Regions from separate parts of the Homo sapiens genome. Here region 2 is linked to region 1. Evidence: chromatin contacts called from ENCODE Hi-C or POLR2A ChIA-PET data. All regions are on one chromosome and are shown on one strand. The core of a region is the stretch at or near the end of the contact, and the rest is flanking DNA. Distances in the headings are between cores, read along the strand shown. Region 1 holds the start of ZPBP (zona pellucida binding protein). Region 2 overlaps SPMIP7 (sperm microtubule inner protein 7).

The links. A loop is a pair of places that touch in the nucleus more often than their neighbours do. ChIA-PET counts read pairs that join two places held with the same protein, here RNA polymerase II (POLR2A). Pooled maps may share reads with other maps.
Region 2: a map of B cell shows a loop between it and region 1 (5-fold over the local background). The contact joins the enhancer-like site here to the promoter of ZPBP in region 1. A Hi-C loop is called at or near these places in 8 of 168 maps with a recorded cell type or tissue (B cell, CD4-positive, alpha-beta memory T cell, CD8-positive, alpha-beta T cell and 4 more), 8 of 37 single-sample maps with no recorded cell type and 14 of 50 pooled maps. POLR2A ChIA-PET finds 5 or more read pairs at or near these places in 1 of 52 experiments (activated CD4-positive, alpha-beta T cell).

Annotation. Positions count from the first base shown.
Region 1 is chr7:50,090,485-50,095,730 of GRCh38, reverse strand. It overlaps ZPBP (zona pellucida binding protein), which reads left to right and starts at 2,485. Exons shown (of 8, transcript NM_007009.3): 1 at 2,485-2,663. The coding sequence starts at 2,537. LOC124901630 (a long non-coding RNA gene) reads right to left here and starts at 2,452. Exons shown (of 2, transcript XR_007060321.1): 1 at 2,001-2,452; 2 at 1,390-1,916. RefSeq lists silencers at 2,392-2,551, 2,632-2,681.
Region 2 is chr7:50,138,057-50,143,302 of GRCh38, reverse strand. It overlaps SPMIP7 (sperm microtubule inner protein 7), which reads right to left. Exons shown (of 9, transcript NM_001161834.3): 6 at 3,122-3,163; 7 at 1,915-2,022. Among named protein-coding and RNA genes, the nearest start is that of SPMIP7, 45 kb to the right of the region's middle. Within about 2 kb of position 1,967, at least 2 of the 41 ENCODE cell types and tissues checked have a DNase peak (open chromatin) inside an H3K27ac peak, as active enhancers do; they include B cell, where a contact is called at or near this core.

The DNA of each region.
Region 1 (5,246 bases), core at 1,236-3,735:
CCCAGTGCTCAGGAAAGCTGTGTTCATTTACTTATTTTAAAATTTTTCCATAAGTTGGTATTTTATGGGTATAAAATATATTTAAGGAGTGTAAATAAAGCAGTTAATTCAGTGACAATACATTTCTCAAAAGTATATATGTGACTACAATTAAGTATTTATATATATAACACTTGCTATCTAATTAAATGTAAATCTAAATGCACTACAAAATATAAACATTACTAAAGTTAAATTGGTACATCTAATTTTTTTTTTTTGGTGGAGTCTCACTCTGTCGCCTAGGCTGGAGTGCAGTGGTGTGATCTTGGCTCACTGCAAGCTCCGCCTCCCAGGTTCACGCCATTCTCCTGCCTCAGCCTCCCAAGCAGCTGGGACTGCAGGCGCCCGCCACCATGCCCGGCTAATTTTTTGTATTTTTAGTAGAGATGGGGTTTCACTGTGTTAGCCAGGATGGTCTCGATCTCCTGACCTTGTGATCTGCCCGCCTCGGCCTCCCAAAGTGCTGGGATTACAGGTGTGAGCCACTGTGCCCAGCCCTAGTATATCTAATTTTTAAGAAAAACAGAAAATTATAATGAAAGTACAGGTACATCTTTACATGCCCTAAATTATCTTTACTTCCCTTAAATTTGCCATGGTGTCCAGAGTAAGAACAGTAAGAGTTTTAAGTTCATTTTAGGAAACCACAATGGGTATCAGTTAACTGTCTACACACAAAATATCATTTAAATCACTAATGTATTGGTTCACTTAAAAGCTCTTTCACCTGGATAATTTCATCTTGCATGAACTACTATAAGAGGAAATGCAAATATTAGAATTTGGGGTAAAAGTTCACATCATCCTTACTGCAGCAAAAATGTTAAAACAGGCAAGATTCTAGCTTTGAAGAGTCAGGCACATAATCGTTAATCAGGCCAACTGTCAAGGGTGATATGTTTGGTACAATCAGAATGCCTATGCCCCATTGAAAGTCTTTACAATTTTGAGATATACTATTAAACAAGTGAGATTAAATTAGGTGGTTAGGCTGTCAGTTTTAAATCCTTCATCCAGATCATAGCATATCAAGTGACAGTTTTTAGTCCACCCATGATCACTCATTTCTTCATATCAAAAGTGATAACTCACTTGTAATTAGGCATTCTACATTTAGTTGCTCAAACTTCATTCTTCAATGTATTTAAACCAACTGCTTAAGATTTATTTCTATCACAGCTCTGCTCCCATTAAGTAAATCCTTCCAGCAGCAGAAAAGTAGAGGCATGAGTCTCTTTCAATTTCTCTAAAACAAGTTCTAGCTATAAATGGCCTCTTAGGCTGTGTATGGGAAAATAATAACCCCCATAACTTTGTACTTAGAATGGATCCTTTACAAGAGACAGATTAACAAGAGAAAAACAGATGTTTATTAATATATTTCATTTATATATGAGGAACACCCAGAGAATGAGTAGTTCTCAAAGAAGCGTCTTTGAATTCCAGCTTGTATAGCATCTTCAACAAAGACTAGGAAATTTTTAGAGATGTGACAAAGGAAAAGGACTCTGAGTCTCTACAGGCAGTAACTTGGGCTAAGCAAACAAATAGCAGACAAAAGATGGTTTAAAAAAAGCTAATATTAATTCCTCTGATATCATTTCAAGGCTAATGAGGGTCTGACGCTGTCTTCAGTGGTTAACCTTTGTTCTCCCTGGTAAAGGAGTGGGGCAGGATACCTTTTCTCTTTCTAATCTATGTCTTGCTTCTGGGTAAAAAGAGGGCAGGTGGACAGCTCTCCTGCATCTGCTGGTTCTTGTCTTCAGGGCAGCAATCCTTCATATTTGAGAAGGTATATTCTGGTCTCCCACACAGGATAGATGGTTTTGTATGTTTTGCTGAATTTAGGTGACACTATAAGATGATCTTCCGGTCTATTTTAGAAAGTAAATTTCATCTATGGTTATTTCCTCTGTCCTTCCATCAAGCTTCTTTCTGAGGCTAAAGGCCTTACTTACCTTTAATTCCCACTAAGTGTGTATTGCATTTATCTCCCAATTAAGTTCCACACATCCATAAAATACTATCTGCTGACATTACTAGATCAAAGCAGTCCACTGAGGGCTTTACACGTCTTAACTCATGCATTCTCACTATCTGTTGTTCGAAACTGGGCCCCACATCTACCACCTGGCTCATAAAAAGGGCTTTTCGATCATAAACGCTATGCAAAGGTAAAAGCACGGGATTTGGGGCCCAACGATTCTCTCTCAGCTCTAGGATCTTGGACAAATCACTGATGTTCTTGAGGATGCCCTGCGTGGCTGTGTTGTCCTGAAGGCCCGGGGGCTGCACAGCACAGTTGGCGCGTGTAGGCCCCACCAGCTATGTGGAGACACAGGCTGACCCCTAGTCTACCACCCCGGCGGAAGTGGGAGCACGTCCATCAGGTCCGTTGTTCCGGTCCTCCGCCCGCCAACTTCCGGCTGCAGGTGGGCGCGCGTTGCCTAACGACCTTCCGCGCGGACGGTGGGCAGGCGACGGCGGCGTGTGGATGGAGGCCTTCGCCCTTGGCCCAGCGCGGCGGGGCAGGCGGCGGACCCGGGCCGCCGGCTCCCTGCTCTCTCGGGCCGCCATCCTCCTCTTTATCTCCGCCTTCCTGGTGCGGGTGCCCTCATCAGGTGAGGGTCCGCGCCGCCCTGCCGGCTCCGCAGGGACAACCGCAGCTTCCCCCACTCTTCGAATTGCCTTTTCTTGTGTCACGTGCATCCGTTTTATATAGAGACACCTTGCTCACTAATACGTGACAAGAAAGGCTTATTTTTTATGGAAGTCGTACAAAGTCACTCTGCATTTGCATAGAGGAGTGAATGACAGGAAATTAAGGTATAGATGGATCACTACGTCACCCACAGTTGAAGTTTTACAATTAAATTGCTTTGTTGATAAACTCCCCAATTCAGTCCATGGGTCATCTGCCAGGTTTGCATTTCAGTGTGTGAACTCTGTAATGATGAGATCAGTGTCTTTCAAATAGGCAACCTGCTGCTTTCAAATTATCCGTGATGGTGGAGCGCCATCTATTGGTTTTAGCTGTGAAATACAGGAAATAATGCGATTTTAAAGTTTTGACCTCTAAAGAATTGAAGTACTTTTCTATACTGTTTTAAAAATACATGTAAGATACTGATGAACAAACACTGACGAAGGATGTGAAAGTTTAATTGAACTGTTATTTAACTAGAAAGGTTTTGGCTGCATTCTAGACTCAAAATTCTAGACCCAAAATTGATAAAATCACAGAGATTTGCTTCAAATGAAAAAAGTTGTTCAAATAAGGAATAATGAAAAAAAGAAGTCCTCCAAGAATATAAATGTAAAAGGTTTGTGGAGGTAGGTAGGGGATAGGGGAGGAGAAAGGAAACAAATGGAGTGAATAGAGATTTAAAAATCAAAGTCCAGGCATCAGGAATCCAAAGATTATTCTTCTATAAGTATATGAATAGCCGATAGCCATCAATTGCCATGTAGGAGAAAGATGCTTCTTGGATATGGGTCGTGGTCGTGTATTAGGTGTGAAAGGGTTTTTATTTTAAATTTTTACCTGGTGATCTTTTGATGAAATAATAAGATTAGACCTATGAGATATAAGAAATAGAATAAGCAGTTAGTATCTTGTAAGTGATGAATAGTGAAGGCCTCTTATATAGCATTTTACAATTTATACAGTATTCTCATTTTCTACAGTAACTGTAAGGATGGAATTATTATTAGTCCCATTTTACATATAAGAAAACTGAAGCTCCTAGAGTTTAAAGTGATTTTCCTAAAACCAGTAAGTGGCAGAATTAGGATTTAAACTCAAGTCCTCTGGCTTTGATACCACATCCTTTTCTTTGCACTTTGCTATTCCTGTCTGCTAAAGGCTATTTGGGTATAATGCTTTATTGCATTTTTATACTGCCCCTCACACTATTATGCCCATCACATTTGCTCATTTAACAATGAAGACTATCAGAATATGTTTCACAATTATTATTTAATATTTACAATGTGCAAGGTATAGTGTTTGATACTGATTCTTGATAAGTTAACATAAACATTGATCCCACTATCAATGGAGCTTATAATCTAATAAGGAAAATGGTATGTGTGTATCAAGAACTATAGTATAAGCCGATGTCTACAAGGGTTTTTCTGATATTATCTTCTAGAATTTTTATAGTTTCAGGTCCTAGATTTAAGTCCTTAATTCATCTTGAGTTGATTTTTATGTAAGGTGAGAGATGAGGATCCAGTTTCATTCTTCTGCATGTGGCTTTCCAATTATCCCAGCACCATTTAGGCAAAGATTTCATGTCCAAGAACCCAAAAGCAAATGCAACAAAAACAAGGACAAATATGTCGGACTTAATTAAACTAAAGAGCTTTTGCACAGCAAACGGAACAGTCAGCAGAGTAAACAGACAACCCACAGAATGGGAGAAAACCTTCACAATATATACATCTGGCAAAGGACTAATATCTGGAATCTATATCTAGAATCTACAAGGAACTCAAACAAATTAGCATGAAAAAAAACCCCAACAGTCCCATCAAAAAGTGGGCTAAGGACATGAATAGGCAGTTCTCAAAAGAAGATATACAAATGGCCAACAAACATATGAAAAAATGCTCAACATCACTAGTTATCAGAGAAATGCAAATCAAAACCACAATGTGATATCACCTTACTCTCGCAAGAATGGCCATAATCAAAAAATAAAAAAAAAAATAGATGTTGGTGTGGATGCAGTGAAAAGGGAACACTTCTACACTGCTGGTGGGAATGTAAACTAGTACAACCACTATGGAAAATTGTGGAGATTCCCTAAAGAACTGAAAGTAGAACTACCACTGGATCCAGCAGTCCAACTACTGGTGTCTACCCGGAGGAAAATAAGTCATTATATGAAAAAGGTACTTGCACACACACGTTGATAGCAGCACAATTCACAGTTGCAAAAACATGGAACCAGCCCAAATGCCCATCAGTCAATGAGTGGATAAAGAAACTGTGGTGTATGGTATATGTGTATATATATATGTGTGTGTGTGTGTGCATGTGTGTGTGTATATATATACACATATATACACATATATACGCATATATACGCATATATATACACAAATATATACACATATATATGCATATATATGCACACATATATACACACATATATATACACATATATACACATATATATACACTCATATACACACAC
Region 2 (5,246 bases), core at 718-3,217, 48 kb before region 1:
ATTCCTGCTACTCAGGAGGCTGATGCAGGAGAATCACTTGAACCCGGGAGGCAGAGGTTGCAGTGAGCCGAGATCACGCCACTGCACTTCAGCCTGGGTGACAGAGTGAGACTCTTGTCTCAAAAAAAAAAAAAAAAAAAAAATGGCTTTCACTGAAAAGGCAGGGGTATAGCAGTGTTTCCCAGCCATGATTAAGTGCCACCAATCATTAAAAAGGACCCTAAAGATACTATCATAAAGCCATTTCTCTTCAAGAAACTTTAAGATGAAAAAAATTCAAGAAGAGACATATTTGCTTTCAATAGGATGGCTCTCTGTACCTTACTTGGCACAAAGTAGGCGCATGTGCTCCTATGCAAATGACATCATATTGTTTATATTCTCCTGTACTTTGCTTTGTAGCTCAAGCAGTATTGTGGAAACTACATAATAATTTGTTTAGAGATTCATATGTATGTATCAAAACTAGAAAGAAAAGTAAGCAAAAGAAAGGCATAAAGTCTAATGAGTATAGCTTCTGAGCTGGGGAAGCAGAAGGCATGGGCAATGAGATTGGGGCCACACACATGGCTGAAAAGATTTGAGTAAGATTCTGTATGTTACTAGGTGGGGGATACACAGGAGTTTACTTACGTTATTTGATATGTTATATGTGACACTATATCTTTCTGTGTCTATAAATATTTTATAAATAAAAATGAAAAACATTTCTTTGTGTTAACAGGTTAAGATTCCGTTAAAAATTGAAAGCGAATCAAAAGAAGAAACTTTGCAACCTTGGAGGCCCTCTAGTGCCCAAATCAGGTAAGTACAGTTAATATCTTCAATTCTTTTATATGATTCGCTCAAAATATCATTTGCTTAAAAACAGAAATTAACAGCAAGATGAGGCAGGAATGCTATATGCCCAAATTTATTGAAGTTAAGTGGTTCATTTTTACACCAAATCTTTAAAATGTTGCCATACTGCTCTTCACTCTCTTTGAAGAAATGACCCCAAATAATATGTTTTGATTCTTTAGAAAGAATATTTCATACAACATTTCAAAATTTAGATATACGTATCAAAGAAGAAACAATCCTAAATTGTTGTGCCTGAATATTTTAAATTAGCTTTCTTCCTATATCCTTCCTTTAGATTTTTAGAATTATTATGTGTAGTAGCAATGATTTCCTTGCAGAATGTATGGAAGAATCCAGCCCACTGACTCCTTCCTCAGGACGAAGCACAGCACGACAGCCTTCAAGTTCCTATGTGTAAAAGTGATTCCTCTCGGCTGGGCGCGGTGGTTCACTCCTGTAATCCCAGCACTTTGGGAAGCCGAGGCGGGCGGATCACAGGGTCAGGAGATCGAGACCATCCTGGCTAACACAGTGAAACCCCCTCTCTACTAAAAATAGAAAAAATTAGCAGGGCGTGATGGCAGGCGCCTGTAGTCCCAGCTACTGGGAGGATGAGGCAGGAGAATGGCGTGAATCCAGGAGGCGGTGTCTGCAGTGAGCCGAGATTGCACCACCGCACTCCAGCCTGGGCGACTGAGCGAGACTCCGTCTCAAAAAAAAAAAAAAAAAAAAGTGATTCCTCTCTGTTAGTGATCTGCCGCGTCTCAGATACTTTACAAACATTATTGATCCCCCCACGATCACCTTGCTTGGTGGCATTTTTTTTCTCACAAGTTTCAGATGAAGAAACTGAAGTCACAGAGATAAAGTGACTTGCTCAAGGGCCCCAAGTGAGTCAATCCCCAAAATCTCCTTTGTGACAAACCACATTTCTTTTAGGAAGCAGGTATCTTTCTTCTTCAGCAATGTTCAATAAAAGCCACGTTTAAATTCCTTCATTTATGGTAAAGTCCATCATCATGTTTCATCCTTAGTAATAAAACAAGTGAAATAATCATGAATGGAACTCACCGACTTGTGTTTGTATAAAGAGGCTTAGAGTACCGCTGCTTGGCTAGCGATGCGATGTCTCCCAAGGGGTTGTCAACATCATCAGCATTTGTAGACTGCACATGACCACTGTTAGAATGGAAAGGAAAGAAGGCATATATTTCTGTATAAGAAACATAGAAGAAACCATTGAACAGTATTCTAACTTCCAAAGGAAATTTATTTGCCAAAGTAGATCAAAGGCTCAAAATGCAAAATGTAAAGCATAATGATAGAACAATTTTCCTTAAAAAATATAAAGATAATTTTCTCTTCTTCAGAATGAGCGGTGGCATGCTCCTTGATCTTAAGTTTGAGCCAGAGTGACAGTAAGGGCTGTTTTGTGTTTCTGAACAAAGAAGCGGGCTGTTCCTGCAGCCCCAGCACAACTCCTTTGGAGACCGGCTGGAGGCTGGGCAAGGAAGAGGCTGGTGTGTGCCAGAGATTATAAGGCTCCTGGTGAATGGAAACCCTCACAGGTGCAGAGGAGCTTGGGCAACAAGCCACGTGCCCCTGGGCCTGAGAGAAAGTTGAGAGGCTGAGTTAATGCCAATCAGAGAGTTTCAAGGACTTCTGGGGCCACTGGTAGAAACACTAGTCAACTGCAGAACTGAAGAGGCCGAGTAATGAGAGGGGTGGGCCAGGACTAAAGGTCCAGATCCCTCCTCCATATTCTTGGATCTACTTTGTTTTGTTTCAAGGTTCTTCTTCCATCTAAAAACCAGGAGAAGACCCCAACTGGCAGATAATGTACTTTTTTTTGCCATCCATGGAAAGCCGGCATTAAATGTAGAAATTAAGAGGTGATATTTCCATGCTGTTAATGAGCATCTCATCCCTTCTGCAATTATAACAGTTTTTGTGATTCATAACACTCAATAGTGGTAGCATCCAAGGTATTTTATTTCAAAAGGTAATGTATTTGGAAAAACAGAAAAATACCACTCTTTCTCTCTTTCTTTCCTTCCTTCCTTCTTTGTTTCTTTCTTTTCTTTCTTTCTTTCATCAAAATCAAACCTTAGATGGGACTTCTGACATTAAACAGGCACTGTGTGCCACACAAACATTAGAAATGTGTTACAATATATAAGTTGTCTTAAAAAGTGAATACAACATGCGTGAGCTGAAAGCAACTACAACCAAAATATAAATCTAAAATTTTTTTACAAGACTGAGAAACATTACTTACGTATAGAGAGGAATATATTTACTTCTAGAACTTGAACTCACACTTCAAAAAAGAGAAGAGAGGCAACTGGGTTATTTATATTAAGTTAATAAACATCAAATTATTACAGTATTTCTCTAATTAAGACAAAAGCCTTCACAGATATCTCATAGGAATTGTCCTTTAAAGGTTTGTGATTTTAAACAGAGACTATTTAAGGATGTAGTTTGCTTTCTCCAGAATGTCAAATAAATGGAATCATATAATAAATTTTTGGGTCTGGCTGCTTTCAAAATGTATTTCAGATTCATTTATATTGTTGTGTGTTGTGTTTGTTCTTTTTCATTGCTGAGTAGTATTCCATTGTATGGGCATACTCTAGTATCTTTATCTATTTACCTGCTGAAGGGCATCTTGGTTGTTTCTGGGTTTTGGAGATCATGAATAAAGCTGTTATAAACGTTCACATATAGGTCTTTGTGTGAGCTCTTGGAAGGAACATTTACGTACAGGAGGCTTCCACTGTGAATAGTATGCTGAAGAATTCTGAGATGTGGCAGTGCTGACTAACCCACATAGCTTTTCATTTGCCAGCTGACTTATAATCAACAAATTAAGTGGATCTATGTAAACTGGAATAAAAAAATTATCATCTCCCTGAGCTATTTGCCATTTTACCACATGATATGTAAATTAAAAATACCAATATACCAATAAAGTTTTAGAACTAACATTCACATGTTAAGAATTAGTAGAAAAAAATTACATTTTAAAAAATGTATTCAAATGGAATTATCATCAACTTCAGCTTGCTATATGAACAAGAATCTTTTTTTTTCTTTTTTTTTTTTTTGAGATGGTGCCTCGCTCTAGTCACCTAGGCTGGAGTACAGTGGTGCAATCTTGGCTCACTGTAACCTCCGTCTCCCGGGTTCAAGTGATTCTCCTGCCTCAGCCTCTCGAGTAGCAGTGATTACAGGCACGTGCCACCACACCCAGCTAATTTTTGCAGTTTTAGTAGAGACGGGGTTTCACCACGTTGGCCAGGATGGTCTCAATCTCCTGACCTCGTGATCTGCCTGCCTCGGCCTCCCAAAATGCTGGGATTACAGGTGTGAGCCCCCACACCTGGTCAATAATGTTAAATTTTTAAATATTTCAATCTTTTATTTAAACGATTACCATTCAATTTACACGTTGGAGTCTATAGTGGGGTATTTTACACATTTGGCAAAACCATACTTTAAATAAATTTTATCAAAAATCTTGCACATCATTTTTAGATATGGTTCAATAAAATGGTAGTTTTCTGACAAGACTCAATATTCTTCTCCGTACTGTCACTATTTGCATTTCTAGATCCAGTAGTCAGACTTGAGTACAGCGTTGTGTATTTCCATTTCATTCCTTTTTCTACCAATTACCAAAAAAAAAAAAATCCCATTTAAAGGTCACTTTATACTGCTTTTATTGAAGTGGTGCAATTGTTAAAGATTTTAAAAATGGTATCCTTGATATTGATTTTCGATCATTAAAATTTAGCAAAAACTCTCATTAATTTTGCTGTGGACTAATATCTCCTACATTTTGCTTTAAATTTAATTTGGATTAGGTAAATATAAAGTTAAATATATAAGGTTAACCATTCCACTGAGGCGATGATCAAATTGATCTTCTAAAAACCAGAAAATCAGATGAAATTCCAGAGAGCAAAAGATGGAATGAATAATTTTTTCTGGAGTGGCATGTGTTTTTCGTATGTGATGTCTGTCTGTCTCATGCTATTCTTCATAATTGCCCATGGTAGTTATTGAAAAATACATAGTTACATTTTAAAATTCCATGTGATTCACTTTTATATTTCCTATTCAACTTCATTTTTGCAAATGCTCATTGTGACTCAGCACTCACAGGCTTTAGCCAACAGGCCTACAAATCACTCATTAAACTATTTAGTAAGATCCTGTCATTAAACTGAGCTAGCATAATTGCCTATTTATGTTGGGAAAATGGATCCCCAGCTCTTATCATAAGTAATAATCAAATGCTTTAAAAATAATAAATGTGAAAAGCAAAATTTTGAAAATTTTAGAAAAAAGTTATAAAAGGAGGATATCTTTATTATTTCAAGGCAGAGAAACACTCA